Regions from separate parts of the Homo sapiens genome. Here region 1 is linked to region 2. The links are chromatin contacts, found by Hi-C or POLR2A ChIA-PET in ENCODE. All regions are on one chromosome and are shown on one strand. The core of a region is the stretch at or near the end of the contact, and the rest is flanking DNA. Distances in the headings are between cores, read along the strand shown. Region 1 holds the start of GPR37L1 (G protein-coupled receptor 37 like 1). Region 2 has its middle 38 kb from the start of GPR37L1.

Region 1 (2,700 bases), core at 16-2,515, 38 kb after region 2:
GTCCCAAGTGCCCATGCTCTCTCCCCACCTCCCTTGCACTCTAGTCCCCTCGACAGACTTGCTCTCTTGCGGGAACATCACCCACTTCCACATCACCCAGCCTTTGTGTGTGCTGTGTCTTCTGCCTAGAGCACCCTCCCTTCCCGTAGTCTGTCAGGCAAGCTCACAGCCATTTCTCGGGATCCATTCAAATGTCACCTCGCTTGGGAGGCCTTCCAGATCCCCCCCAGATTTTCTTGGGTTCCCTCAGCATCATGACCTTTGCCTTTCATAGCATCTATCATGCTGAACTTACACATTTACTTCCTTCTCTGGACTGAAAGCTCATTGGTGGCAGAGATCCTTTACATTTTTGTATTCTGAGTGTCTGGAACACAACACGTAGTCAGTAAAGACGTGTTATTGCAAATGTCCACACATCTTGTGTCTGGCTCAGAATATGGTGTTTTAGGCCGGGTGCGGTGGCTCCCAGCACTTTGGGAGGCTGAGGCAGGCGGATCACCTGAGGTTAGGAGTTTGAGACCAGCCTGGTCAACACGGTGAAACCCTGTCTCTACTAAAAATACAAAAATTAGCCGGGTATGGTGGCGGGCACTACAGTAACTGTAATCCCAGTTACTCAGGGGGCTGAGGCAGGAGAATCACTTGAACCCAGGAGGCGGAGGCTGCAGTGAGCCAAGACCGCGCCATTGCACTCCAGCCTGGGCAACCGAAAAAAAAAAAAAAATTAGAAATCTCTGGAGTCAGATCTGGGTTGTGGGCCTTGCTCTGCCTTGTATCAACTATGTGGCAAGTGACTGACCTCTACAAACCTCAGATTTGTGATCTGAGATTAATCAAGGGTTAATTGAGAAACCAGCTGAGTGCTAGCACCTAGTAAGTGTTCAGTAAGTGACAGTGATGGTTATTGCTGAGTTTTGAATGGAGGAGCTGCCTTAGAATCAGGAGACCTGCGCCCCAGTTCCCATTCTGCCCCACCTCCCTGTGTCACCCTAGGCAGGCCACATTTCCTCCCTAGTTTCAGGGGCCTGAAGCAGATGCCCTCTTAGGGCCCCACAGCCTGACATGCTGTAGGGCCTGAGAAGCGGCGTCGTGGAGGACGAGATGTGTGAGGGCAGCAAAGAGTGCTATGTGTCCAGCAGAGGGCCCTGCCCGGCCTGTGGCCGGAGGCTGGGAGGGAGGGCAGGCGAGTGATGCCAGACGCCTGACTGGAGGCGGATCCAGCCGGCCAGCTGCCTCTCTGGAGCCCAGCTCTTGGGCCCCCTGCACTCACCTGCTCTTCCTGGGCTGGCTGTCTCCTGCTCATCCAGCCATGCGGTGGCTGTGGCCCCTGGCTGTCTCTCTTGCTGTGATTTTGGCTGTGGGGCTAAGCAGGGTCTCTGGGGGTGCCCCCCTGCACCTGGGCAGGCACAGAGCCGAGACCCAGGAGCAGCAGAGCCGATCCAAGAGGGGCACCGAGGATGAGGAGGCCAAGGGCGTGCAGCAGTATGTGCCTGAGGAGTGGGCGGAGTACCCCCGGCCCATTCACCCTGCTGGCCTGCAGCCAACCAAGCCCTTGGTGGCCACCAGCCCTAACCCCGGCAAGGATGGGGGCACCCCAGACAGTGGGCAGGAACTGAGGGGCAATCTGACAGGAGCACCAGGGCAGAGGCTACAGATCCAGAACCCCCTGTATCCGGTGACCGAGAGCTCCTACAGTGCCTATGCCATCATGCTTCTGGCGCTGGTGGTGTTTGCGGTGGGCATTGTGGGCAACCTGTCGGTCATGTGCATCGTGTGGCACAGCTACTACCTGAAGAGTGCCTGGAACTCCATCCTTGCCAGCCTGGCCCTCTGGGATTTTCTGGTCCTCTTTTTCTGCCTCCCTATTGTCATCTTCAACGAGATCACCAAGCAGAGGCTACTGGGTGACGTTTCTTGTCGTGCCGTGCCCTTCATGGAGGTGAGTGTGTGTTCTGTTTGAGCTCTGCTGGGAGGCTGCAATCCAGGGAAGGGACTCAAAGTCTCCATCAGGTCTTTGGAAATGGAATTTGTGGGTGTGCAAAACCTGAGTCTTGGAGCTCTGACTTGCTCCTCCTTTACCTTGGAGAAGGAGACAAATACGGTATTGGTTTCTGGTTGCTCTCAAGAGAAGTAGGCAGGCCAGGGGGACAGGCGGGTGTGTGGGGCCCCTGGGTTCCAGCCCCAGCCTGATCTTCTGCTTCGGGAGCAACCTCAAGGCAGGCCTTTGCCACTTTCTCCAGACCCTAAGCTGCCCTCTCCCTTCCTCAGCCCTTCTCCCCTGTCCCACCCAAGATACCTCTGTCCTTTGTTGTGACTCCTCTTCTTTCCTCTGTACCCCCTGCCGCTGCCCTGCTCCCACAGCTTCCTTCGCTGCTCCTCCGTCTCCTGCCTCCTGAAGGAGTGCCTGAAGGGAGAGCCCAATTTCCTTCACACCCCTCTGGATCAAGTCAGCATCCACTCCATGAGAATACAAGCACCAGAAGCAAAAGACCGCTCCGTTCTTCCCTCCCTGCTGGGATTCTCATTGTTATCGTTGTCATTTCCATCAGCAACTTCCTAGATCCTCTCTGAAAGGGATACCTGGTTCTGGGCACTGGAACTAATGGGGGGCTCTAGTCTTAGCTCTGCCACTGACATACTGGGCGTCACTGGGCAGGTTGCATTACCTCTCCAATTTCTTTATCTCCCAACCAGGGC
Region 2 (2,700 bases), core at 110-2,609:
CTCTTGTCCCCCAGGCTGGAGTGCAGTGGCAGGATCTCAGCTCACTGCAACCTCCGCCTCCCGGGTTCAAGTGATTCTCCTGCCTCAGCCTCCTGAGTAGCTGGGATTACAGGCGCCTGCTACCACGCCTGGCTAATTTTTGTATTTTTAGTAGAGACAAGGGTTTCACCATGTTGGCCAGGCTGGTCTCGAACTCTGGCCTCAGGTGATCCGCCTGCCTTGGCCTCCCAGAATGCTGGGATTACAGGTGTGAGCCACCACACCTGGCCAAGGCCGATTCTTAAATTATGTTTGAAATACTAACAGAATCAGGCCAGGTGTGGTGGCTCACGCTTGTAATCCTAGCACTTTGGGAGGCCAAGGCCGGTGGATCATGAGGTCAGGAATTCGAGGCCAGCGTGGCCAAGATGGTGAAACCCCGTCTCTACTAAAAATACAAAAATTAGCTGGGCGTGGTGGCGCATGCCTGTAGTCCCAGCTACTTGGGAGGCTGAGGCAGGAGAATCACTTGAACCGGAGAGGCGGAGGTTGTGGTGAGCCAAGATCGTGCCATTGCACTCCAGCCTGGGCGACAGGAGCGAAACCCCGTCTAAAAAAAAAAAAAAAAAAAAAGAAATACCAACATAATCTATAGATACCTCCAGAATAATGAGTTGGTGCACAAAACTTTGCGTGTGACTGAGAGGAACAGGTTCACAAGCCCCTAAATTTGTCCCTAAGAGCTTGTCCAGTTCTAATAATGTGATTTTTGTGCACCGATTGTAGCACTAGCCCAGAAAGGCTCCAACCTTGGAGGACAGACTTGGTTTTAATCTCCAGGTGAGTGATTTAGGACTTGTTTTTGTTGCGTTCTGGAAAAGGTGTGTGGATATGTTTTTGGAGGCAAAGGAGGAGTTTGTGGTCTGGAGCCTGCATGTTTTCAGCCTCCAGGCCTGGTTACGTTGGCTTGATGGAGAAGGGAAGGCCCACGTGGGAGTGGAGCCAGCCAGTCTTTCCTGTGTGGGCGATGCAGGGGACGGTGGGGAGGGCCACAAGGTGGAGGAGGAGGAGGAATCGCGAGGTGGGAAGGGGCTGGGTGGTGACAGGCAGAGGGCTAGAGAGCTGTGGGCAGAACAGGGACCCCGTCCCATGTGTCTCTGGGCAGAGATTCACTCCACGCCAAAGCAAATAGGGAGAAGAGGCCCCTGTGAGTCTGAAGGGTGGTTCCCCCCTTGACTGAAGATCCCGGAGATGGGGGGTGGCCCTGGGCCAAATCAGGCACCTCCCTTTCTCACCAGGTAGTGCCTCCCTGCACGTTCACACCCAATGCTGTGTTGTCAGGGGCTGTAACCTGAGCCCTGGGTGCCAGGAGGGGGAGACCCACCCGGTCCTCCTCCTGTCCCCCCCAGCTCCCTTCCCTCTCCAAGGGCTCACACAGGCCCAGCCCATGGAAGAAATGGTGTTCTCAGTGGGTTTGGAACAGGTAAAGATTAGGAGCAGATGACAGGTTGTCAGTGGCTTCGAGGGCAACTACATAATCCCCAGCACCCAAGCTGCAGTGCACTTTGATCCAGCCTCTGAAGGCTTGATTATGAGACACAGCCCATGTTTCCATAAAGGGGAGAACAATTGTTTCCAGCACAGACAAAGGACTCTTTGTATAGCCCTGGGACCCGAGCCCCAGGAGGCACTCGGGGAGAGGAAGGACAGCCCCACCCCGGGTAGGGAAGGGGGTAGGGGCAGGGCAGTGCTGGGTGAGGCAGCTGCCTGGCTCCCATTGAGCTTGCCCATGATGGGCAAAGGGCATTAATGATGTCCCGCTGCTGGCACAGGGGCCTCAGACAGGGGTGAAAGGGGGCTTTTTTCTGAATTGCTCCAGCCTCATGCTCAAAATGCATGCAGTTTTATCTTTGTCGAGGCCGATGTTGGGGTATCTAGTGCCCCCCTACATTTGGGGAAGGGCTGGCTCCTCATTGGCAGGTTTCCACATCTATCAAACAGGCAGCAGGGTAGGGAGCAGGATTTGCTGTGCAGAGTGGGAGTTAGAACTTAGAGAGCATTTGGAAGTAGGCATGAAGAAGGGGCACGTTGGGATGGGGACGAGGTAGTGAGTCTGGATGCAGCAGTGTGTGTCCCTTGTGGAGCTGCCTCCTCCTCCTCCCCCCAGCCCTCACAGTTTCCCTGGGGCCTGAACATAGGATGACCTCAGAGTTTGCAAAACAAATCCGACTGTTGGAGAGCGTGAGGACTTTGCTTTGCTCCCCTTTCCTGCTTGGGAGAGAAGTCTGGATTGGTGAGGGCTTCTGCCCCCCTCATCCATTTGTTAGTTAAATCCAGCCCCTTCCCTGCCTCCCATTCCTTCTGTCCACATGTCAGGAGGCGTGGGCTGGGCCCTAGGCTGGCCTCCCAGTCAGAGGCAGCCATAGTGCAGGGAGTTGGCTTGACCCTGAGAAATTCCAGAAACACATCTGTTTAGGAGGATGAAGGCCAGGTTTGGGATCTTATTGGGGCTGCACCTGTGGAGACCAGAATGGCTCATTTTAGGGGGAAGGTAAGTAGAAAGTGTTAAATGCCAGCTCCTCAAAATCACTAGTACAATCTACTGATATCACAAAGCACAGTTTATTGCTCACCTTGGTGAGGGAGACAGAGATTTGGCAGTCTCTCCAAGTGGGGAAGGTAAGGTTGTTGGAAGTTTGGTTTAAGATGGATCTTGCAGTG

Evidence for each region. Hi-C counts contacts between places; a loop is a spot of excess contacts on that map. ChIA-PET counts read pairs that join two places held with the same protein, here RNA polymerase II (POLR2A). Pooled maps may share reads with other maps.
Region 1: a map of dorsolateral prefrontal cortex shows a loop between it and region 2 (2.7-fold over the local background). The contact joins the promoter of GPR37L1 here to the enhancer-like site in region 2. A Hi-C loop is called at or near these places in 4 of 168 maps with a recorded cell type or tissue (HepG2, dorsolateral prefrontal cortex and posterior cingulate gyrus) and 3 of 50 pooled maps. POLR2A ChIA-PET finds 5 or more read pairs at or near these places in 12 of 52 experiments (CD8-positive, alpha-beta T cell, Caco-2, GM12878 and 9 more).

Annotation. Positions count from the first base shown.
Region 1 is chr1:202,121,652-202,124,351 of GRCh38, forward strand. It overlaps GPR37L1 (G protein-coupled receptor 37 like 1), which reads left to right and starts at 1,266. Exons shown (of 2, transcript NM_004767.5): 1 at 1,266-1,942. The coding sequence starts at 1,313. It overlaps LOC105371683 (a long non-coding RNA gene), which reads right to left. Exons shown (of 3, transcript XR_922422.3): 2 at 2,300-2,407; 3 at 1,936-2,082.
Region 2 is chr1:202,083,877-202,086,576 of GRCh38, forward strand. No RefSeq gene overlaps it. Among named protein-coding and RNA genes, the nearest start is that of GPR37L1, 38 kb to the right of the region's middle. RefSeq lists enhancers at 785-1,544, 1,545-2,304. Within about 2 kb of position 1,360, at least 12 of the 41 ENCODE cell types and tissues checked have a DNase peak (open chromatin) inside an H3K27ac peak, as active enhancers do; they include PC-9 and dorsolateral prefrontal cortex, where a contact is called at or near this core.